2 separate regions of the Mus musculus genome follow, and region 2 is linked to region 1. The links are chromatin contacts, found by POLR2A ChIA-PET in ENCODE. All regions are on one chromosome and are shown on one strand. Each heading gives the region's core, a stretch centred on a gene start or an enhancer-like site at or near the end of the contact. The rest is flanking DNA. Distances are from core to core; before and after follow the strand shown. Region 1 overlaps Cog5 (component of oligomeric golgi complex 5). Region 2 holds the start of Hbp1 (high mobility group box transcription factor 1).

Region 1 (4,594 bases), core at 1,014-3,513:
TGACAAGTGGTTCTACATGAAATTAGGAAGCTTAAGCTGAGTGTGGTTGCGCATGCTTTGGGAGGCATAAGCAGGTGGATCTCTGAGTTTGAGGATAGCCAGGGGTACACAGAAACCCCTCTCTCAAAAAAGAGAAAACAAAAGGAAAAGAAAAGAAAGAAAGGTGAAAGAAAAAAGTTAAAGAAGGGAGTGAGAGAGGGAAAGATTGAAATTGAGAGAGACAGAGAAAGAGAGACAGAAACAGAGAGAGGGGTGCTTCTGCAAAGCAAAGGAAATAATGGTGAAGAGAGCCAAAACTAAGCAAGCAGGGCTGGTGAGGGGACAGCCTGAGATCCTGAGTTCAGTGCCTGTGATCCACAGGGGGCATGTCAGGTCAGTGGCCAGTGCCATAGCCTCTAATGGCTACTGGCATGTGTATGTGTGCAGACACACACTAAATAGAACAAAGAAGGGTCTTTGCCAGCTATAGTCTGGACAGCAAACTGATATCTAGGATATATAAAGAAGGACAAAAATAAACACCAGCAAAATTGTCCAATCGGTAAGTGGGTTAATCTGCTGAACAGACTAATCTCAAAGGAATCAGTATAAATTCCCAGTTAGTATTTGAAAAGGTGTTCAACACCCTCAGCCATTAAAACAGTTTTAATTAAAACTGTTTTGGAGCCGGGCGTGGTGGCAGACGCCTTTGATCCCAGCACTTGGGAGGCAGAGGCAAGCGGATTTCTGAGTTTGAGGCCAGCCTGGTCTACAAAGTGAGTTCTAGGACAGCCAGAGCTACACAGAGAAACCCTGTCTCGAAACAAACAAACAAACAAACAAACAAACAAACAAAAAACTGTTTTGGAAGTCCATCTCACCCAAGGAAGAATAACTGCCATCAGGATAACCAATGTTGGCCAAGATGTGCTGAAAAAGAAACCGATATTCATTCAGTGGCTGGTGCAGAAGTCACTGTAGAAGTCAAAGCAGAAGCTCCTAAGAAACAAAGCCTAAAACTACAGCTAGTCTGTGATGCAGCTGACCCGCTCATGGGTGTGCACCCGGGCACTGAATAACAGCCAGGCCCTGTGCTCCTGGGCTCTAAGCTGTAATACTCACAAGAGAGCTATCCACACCTGTTTAACAATAGCCTGGGTCTTATTTCACAAGTACAGTACCTGTTTGTTTTTCACTCTGATTGGTCCAGAAACACATTATCTAGGAAATTACCAGAAATTTTAAGAGATTGGTGGCAAATTCCTGCCATTGAAAGACTTCATGTTTCTGGCTTCTGCTTCCCAATGATTCCAATATGGCTCCCAGGAGAGCAAAAGAGCTCCCCCGCGGAACTCCTTCTCTTCTGCATGGTCTGTGGTGAGAGACAGTAAACTCCAAACAGGAATCCTTCTTGAGACCTTGTCTACCCCAAGTCATTAGCCTCCTGCCTCATTCTCTTCTGCAGCCCTCATGACCCCTAAAATGTCTTGTAGAGAGCCTCACTTCCTGCAGGCTTCAGACAGTCTCTGCCCTGTGTGAGGAAGATGGCTGGCTGCATGCAGACAGGACTGTCAGCGGAGTCCCCTTTCCTCTCTCGGACTTTGGTCTCTATGCGAGTTTCTAAGCTCGGGGCCTTGCTGCCTTCTCAGGCTTTTTCTCAGAACTGGGGAGGGATAGGTTTGGTGGCGAGTAGCATGGAAGAGACCAGCACTGGTCCTGAGTGTGGGGTCAGGAGCAGCAGGGCCTCTGTTGTCCTGCATTTCGTGATTAGCCTTAGCCTAAGTCTGTCTGAAAGCTGACAGCTGGGCAGCCATGACTCAGTTAAATGTGACTTTCTAGAACTAGAAATAGACATTTTTTTCTAGGGGACCTAATACTTGACTAATTAACTCTGCCTTCTGGCTAGAATATGGAACCTTGGAAGTGCTGCTATATTTAGAATAATCTCTAAGAATGACAGTGTAGAATTTCTGCTTTTCATAGCACCTTAATTAATTTTCTTTTGTTTTGGAAAGTACTTCAGGTGGTGGCTTTTTTTTTTTAACTTGCTGGTGCTTCAGGTTCCATCTGGAGTCAGGAACAGGGAGGGCTCAGGTTGTGTTCCCTGACAGGAGGTGACATGTGAGTGACACTGAGTGCAGCTGCACGGAGGGCTCCTTAGACACCTCTGTTAGTGACCACTACAGAGACTGGTCCTGTCAGAAAGACCAGCGTGAGTGGCTTAGAGCTCCACAGGGCTAGATGACTGACTGACTAAGCAGGCCGTGTTTACCAGGCTGCTTTCTGATGATCTCACCCTCCATCTCTGTGCCAGGACTCCTGGACACAGCTCGCCCCATGCATGTGTGCCTGGATGCTCCCTCCCTGCCTCCCTCCATCTCTCCTAACCTTCCTTGCTGTCTTTCCCTGTATCTTTTGTAGCTTGCAGTGAAAATATCCTAAAGGATAATTGTGAAAAACACATATAAACTATTAAATTAACTTCCTAGATAAATTTTATATTTGGCTTTAAATTTCCTGAAGCTGAAGATAAAACAAACTCAGCTGTCTAGTTCTCCAGATCAGAAGGACTTGAGGCAGCTGTAGAGACTGAAGAGGAAGGTTGCTCTTAGCACTGCTTCCTGAGGGCCTGAGAACCTCCTGGGGCTTGTCCCTGAACTTGTCTTTGCTTTTAGCTCCCTTCCTGTTTGTGTCTCGGTGAACATCTCTTTGGGTTGGGTTTGACAGGCTGGCACTTGGTCTCTGTACCTAGAGGCTGGTATGGAACGTGGGGCCGCTTCACCTACTGCTTCCTGAAACAGTCTTTCTTCCCTCTGTCCACTTCTATTTCACCTACCCTGGTGCCCTTCTTGGGCTTTCCCGACTCCTGTCAGCTTTCTTTATTCCTTGTCATTCCTGTTTTCTTTTGCTCCTGTAATTTGATATTTTAAACACTGTCTTTCAAGTCACTGGTTTCTCATGTTTACTGAGGTTTGCTGGTAATACTTGACAATGTTATGTTTGGTCTTCATCTGTAGGAGTTTTTAAAATTCATTTTCAAAGATAATGAGAGAATCAAATATAACCAGCTGTTGTCCAGGAACACAGTGCCATGTTGCCCCAAATTCCATGTTCTAAAATGGTGTTAATTTCACAAAGTTTTTATAAAATTATAAATCAAAGCATGGTTAATACATTGTTCGACACATTAGGGTGGGTTGGAACAGAGCCAGGAACTCTTTGTTATTGGACTCAGAGATTATCTGCTGCCATCTTGACCTTCTGTTGATGCAAAGGATTGATTTGATAGTCATGAGGCTATTGGGTCCCACATGGAGGTGTAGGCAAGAGATGGCTGTTGAGAGGCTGAAGGGAGCCCAAGACTGATCACCACCCTCGTCATCATAGCTCTGCACAGTCACAGCCATGTCACCCATTCCTCAGCCATGTGTAGCATTTAAGATGTATTTGACTTTTTTCTTTTTCTAAAGACATGAGTTCACAGTTCCTTCTGTTAGCCAAGCAATCACCTTTTGTGCATACAAAGACTGACTATCGCTCTGTGCTATTTCAGTCACCAGGAGCAGGAATGGTTAAACATCACCTACTCTTCCAGCTGCCATGAACCAGGCCTAAAGTATTTTCAGCCTCAGTATCTGAGATACATGTGCTGTGTAAACTTAGGAATAGCGCACCTAATGTCAGCACAGTAAACAACACACTGTGGCCTGAGGATTTAAAGGCAACAGATGAGTGAAGGGGCATTTTTAATCAACTAGAAAGGGCATTTTAAAACTACATAGATAATGTTGCTCATCTACAATTATTTTTATTTGTTATGACAGTTTTGTTGATGTCCAGAGTGTTACATTTTGTTCTTCCATTTTTGGAACTGTTTGGGAAGGGTTAGGAGGCATGGCCTTGTTGAAGGAGACATGTCAGTAAGAGTGGGCTTTGAAGTTTCGAAAGGCCATGCTATTTCCAGTTAGCTCTCTCTGCTTCCTACTGGGTCTCAAGATGTGAGCGCACAGGCTCTGCCCCAGTGCCAGGCCTGCCTTCTTCCTGCTGTGCTTCCTGGCGTGATGGTCACCTGCTCTGTTGCTCTGGAACTGAGAGCCCAGATAAAGCCTTCTATCAATTGCCTTGGCTATGTTGTCTTATGACAGCATTAAAAACATAGCTAAGACAGTGTGTGTGTGTGTGTGTGTGTGTGTGTGTGTGTGTGTGTGTGTGTGTACATTTGGGCATATGTGTGTGGACGCCAGAGGCTGATGCTAACTAAATTTCTTGAGATTCTTGAGATTCTGTCCACATTATCTTTGGAGATAATGTATTAGCCCAATGCCAGGGTTCACAGATTTAATTCATCTAGCTAGCAAAGTAGCTTCAGGCATACACACTGGTCTCTGACTTCCAAGAGTTGGGTAATAAGCATGTACCACCAGACCAGGCATCTATACATGTTTTAGGGATCTGAACTCCAACCATCATGCTTGCATGACAAGCATTTTACTGAATGAGTTAGCATCCTAGCCTAGGAAACATAGAGTTCTTAAATACACAGTACCATGATGGCTGTTATTAGGGACTTAGTTTGGATTCTTTTGTTGTTGTTGTTTTTTTGTTGTTTTATAAT
Region 2 (4,548 bases), core at 633-3,132, 36 kb after region 1:
TTAAAAAATTCTAACTTCCATAATGAAAATGTAATATAAAGTATGACCAGGAGTAAAGTAAATGCAGAACAAAATATGAAAGTACACGGAATTATTACTGACTTTGGGTAGTAACAATTGAAATGATTCAAATTTTCTGAATTATGAGATTTGTTTTCCCCTTCTTGTACACATGTGAAATTTAAAACACAGAAACCATCTGCCGTTGTTTTATTAGCAGTTGGGGAATAACAGGAGAACTTGTAAGAGAGTACTGACATCTTTATTTCCAGCCGATACACAGACCAGATTGTGGTGCACACAAAGAACCTTCAGGCCCAGAGTCTAAAGATAAAATACAATAGTGATAATCTGACGGTATATTAAGAGCGGAACAAACTGCCTTTCAAGTTCACTTGAGAAATGTATGACAAAAAAAAAAAAAAACACTGAGAGGGCATCCTTGTATTTAAGTCAGGGAAGTTAACAAAGGAAGGGCTTTCCCAGGAAGAAAAGATAAATAGGTTTATAAAACTAAACTGGGAGCTATAATAGAAAAAAATTTAAAAAGGTTCTGAAATTTACTAGTCGAGTTGAAGTAATGTTCAAAAGCCTAAGGTATCTCGAAAACTTGTCTTAAGTTTTCTTTTTTCAATGTAACTCCACTTCCCCCAATACTCTTGGTTCGACAAAGCTGGGGTTAAAGGGAGAGGTGAAACACCGGAACCAAAACACAAAATTACGGCTCCAAATCACCGCTGTAACTACTTAAGTATTTATAATTGCTAAAATCATTCTTCGACTGTAACCCATCCTAAACCCCCGCCCCTCTCCCTAGAGAATAAAGCTCCCTTAAGCCCAACTGAGTCCCCCCCAGCAGGTACAAAGTGCCAGGAACCGTGTCCCGCCCAGCTGTCAGTGCCTTCGCCGGCTGAGAAGTCCCAGGGAGTGAACTCCGGAGCGCTCAGCGCCGGGAGCACGCGAAAGCGAGGCTCGGGAAGCCGGCTGCGCCCCAACTCCTTTTTGTTTTGTTTAAATCGGCCTGCAGAGGGAGGAGCCGGGCCTCGCCCGCGGGCCTAGTCGCCGGGTCAGGCCGAGCAGCGCCTCCCGGAGCCGGCCAAGTCCACCCCCACCTCTTTCGCCATTCATCGCTTCCTCCCCTCCCCCCCATCATGTGACCGCAGCCTGGACGCCAGGCTTGTTTTTCCCCCTTAGCGCAGCCCCACCGCGCACCGCGCAGGCGCCTCGGAGCCCATTCATTCGAACTGCGTAACAATGAGCCCCGGGCCCGACGGCTCCGCGAGCTCCCCCGCCCGGCCCGGGCCCCGGAGGCAGCTTCGCCTCCCCGGAGCCCCCGGCCCGCTGGAGCTCGCGGCCGGCGTCCGCCCTCGGCCCCCGCAGCGGGGAGTGGCGAGGCAAACTTTCCGGAGCCCTCCGGAGCGCCAGGCCCCTCCCCTGCCCCGGCCCCTTCCCCGCCGGCCCCCACCGCGAGCGCCACCGAGCCCCGAGCTCCGCCACCCCCACCACCCCGAGTCCTGGGAGCCGCGGCCGTCCAGGCTCGGAGAGCTCCCGGGAGGCCCGGACGGCGGGTTCCGCGCAGGGGATCCAGTGCCCAGAGTCCCAAGGGTCTCCGCTCTCGCGGCCGCTGCCCGGCCCCGAAGCTCCAGCCCCTCCCTTGCCCACCCCCCACCCCTCAGAAACCCCGCGACCACACAGAGTCAGGACGCAGGCCGTCTGTCGCGACAGCGTCGCCAGCTGCTTGCCTGCGCGTTTCCCGACGGCTGCCCACCTCTCTGTGGCGCGCCGCGACTCCCACCGCCGCGTTTACTCCTCAGCCGAAACTTTCCTACTTACCAAACCCGTCGCCATTACCAAGTCTTTCAAGCTTCGTCTTCCCCCTCCCCTGAAGCCCCCGGGGGGCTGAGCCTTCGTCCACCTTTCTCGTCTTTAATTGGTCTGAAGAACTGCCACTCTAAGGTTCCGCCTTTCCATTGGAAAGTGCCGTAGTCCGTCTCGGTGGGCGGGCATGTATTGACTTTTCTCTTGTGTTTACTGGAGAAGGTGGCTTGTCAATCACTACAGAAAGCGCTTTGGATTGGATTGCTGCCGAGACACGGGGGACGGGAGCCAAACTTTGCTATCGAAGTGGATTGTGGGTTAGTAGTCTCAGCCTTGCTCCTTAGCTGAGGAAATTACCGGGGGGGAGGAGCTGACTGAACTACATATCCCAGAGGTACGCGCACAACGCAGTCTTGATAGTAAACAAGAGTCATAGGGACACGTGTATCAGCTCGTTTGTTTTGGTGTCTGAGACAAAAGGGAGGGGGCGGAGGATAGGAGTGTTTTAAAGCCAGGGCCACCTCTCTTCCTTTAGGCCTCCCAGAGGGCCTAGAGCGTCCTTGGTTGGGTATTTCAGCACCCATTCCAGGCCATAAACAGCAGAGTCGCTTGCTGCTCAAAGTTTGGCTGGTGGCCAAGGTATTGTTTTAGTGCGAGGGGAAGAAGATGACTGCACAAGCGGAAGCAGTGCAGGCTAGCCAGGGACTTGATCACTTACAAATCACGGCCCAAGCACGTTGGGGATTACAAAAGTTGATTCAGTACTGCCCTCCCTTAGCAGATGAGCTAGACAGATTTTTTTTTTTTTTTTTTTTTAAACTTAACCAGCCCTTGACTCAATACGCCGCCAACAACAACTGGGGAAGATTTACCAGTGTCCAGTTTGACCAGAATTAGTTGAGACACAGCCAAGTGCCATGTACTGTAGGGTTTAAGAATGAGACAGTATCGGACTCAAGAATTTATACAGCTGTTTAGAGTACTGGACTATTGCTTTGAATTTGAGGCATTCGAAGCGATGTTTCCTTATTGGCCTACATTTTCTTTTAAATTAATACAGAGGAGTGTAGATAGACTGTATTTGTCCGAAGTTAGTTGCTAGGTTACTTGTGTCTTTGGTGAATATTTTTAACTGTCTCTCCCTCCCTAAGCGTTCAGACAGAAAACTGCCTTTCCACTCTGTTTCTACTAGAAGTTCCTCCTGATTTTTCTAAGGGAGTTACCAAAAGTGGGGAATGGCTTTTCTGTGTTAGTTGCTTCCTTTTAAAGGAGGTTGCTCATAGCATCTGGGTGCAGTCAGTCTGTAATTGGCATTTTTACTATTCACATTATAAGCATTACTATAGGCATTATTGAGCTTTTTTTCTTTGAACATGAAGTGTTTAATCATGTAGGGTATGGATTAGGTTTTATTTCTTCCTATTACTAGAAATGTGCTGAAATTGAGAAAGAAAGGAGTACGAATTCTGCTCAAGTCAATTTAGGGAAGAGCTCGAGGTCATCTTTCAAAACTGCCCGCATTTCTAGACCTGAAAGCTACAGAACAAAACCAGTAAACAAAAGATTTACTGGTACATGGTTGAAACAAGGTTTCAAATTCCTTTGAGTTCTGCTTTTGGACTCTTGAAGTGGAAACTATTTCTAAAATAGCCGGCCCAAGTGAGCAGGGATTGATACTCTGCTCACAAATATTCTGTTCACAAGCATTGTTTTCCTCAAAATAATCCAGAGGAAAACCCTCCCAAAATGCCTGACCCCCACCCCCGAGTAAAAAAGTAAGACCCTAGTGTACAACTTTCAGATACTGTAGAGTGATCCCAAAAAGCATGACCGTGCTTCACTCATTTCGTGTTTGTGGTACTTCTGTAGTGGAATTCCAGCAAGACCCATAACTTAAAAACAGAAACACCAATATTAATTTCTTAACTAAACAATAGTAGCCTCTATTCTTGGAGTATGCTTAATATTTTAAAACTAGTGCCTGTGATATTCATATGTTCTCAAAACTAAAAGGTTGTGTTTCCAAAACTGAAAGCTTGAAAGCTTGGGCCACTGACTTACCCGGTCCTCATGAGCATGTATGTAAACTCCAACACCAACTTCCCCTGATACTTAGGAAAAGAGGTGGGGGGGGGGGGGGCTGGGGCTGGGGGGTCCAAACGTAAAAACACTCTCCAGGACTTTCCAGGTTTTACCAAAAGCCGTAGTGGGTTGGATTGTTTTGTTTTGTTTTGTTTTGCTTTTAGCTGTAAATTACCAGGGTGGGAAGAATAAATTTGACTTCAGATAAAGGTATTGCATGTTAATTATGATGTCTTACTAACTGTAGATGTTTCCCATTCATTCATATATTTAATACTATTTATTGACTCCTTCTGAAAATTCAAAGATTTAAAACATTTGTCATAGTTTATCTTATGTCCATGCCATTAAATATAAGTTAGATTAAGATACTTTAATCAGAGATAAATGCACTTATTAGAATCTACCCCCACCCCCAACTTGCAGCAGATATTTAATCCATTGGACTTCCTTGAGGAACTAAGTGAACACCTAGTGCCGTGTGCATATTTAACATGATCATCATTTAATTCTTGGTTAACCAACAAAAGCAGCCAACTCAAAAGCCAGAACAAAGATCAATAACATCTTAGAAAGTCTTATTCTTCAGATATTTTCAGGCTAAGATTAACATTAAAAAAAATTAATGCCTCCTCTTGGTTACTGTGT

Evidence for each region. ChIA-PET counts read pairs that join two places held with the same protein, here RNA polymerase II (POLR2A).
Region 2: POLR2A ChIA-PET joins it to region 1 with 11 read pairs in Patski. The contact joins the promoter of Hbp1 here to the enhancer-like site in region 1. POLR2A ChIA-PET finds 5 or more read pairs at or near these places in 4 of 5 experiments (Patski and embryonic stem cell).

Annotation. Positions count from the first base shown.
Region 1 is chr12:31,911,568-31,916,161 of GRCm38, forward strand. All of the region lies in intron 19 of Cog5 (component of oligomeric golgi complex 5), which reads left to right. Among named protein-coding and RNA genes, the nearest start is that of Hbp1, 36 kb to the right of the region's middle. Within about 2 kb of position 2,264, at least 3 of the 3 ENCODE cell types and tissues checked have a DNase peak (open chromatin) inside an H3K27ac peak, as active enhancers do.
Region 2 is chr12:31,948,363-31,952,910 of GRCm38, forward strand. It overlaps Hbp1 (high mobility group box transcription factor 1), which reads right to left and starts at 1,883. Exons shown (of 11, transcript NM_153198.3): 1 at 1,834-1,883. The coding sequence starts at 1,848.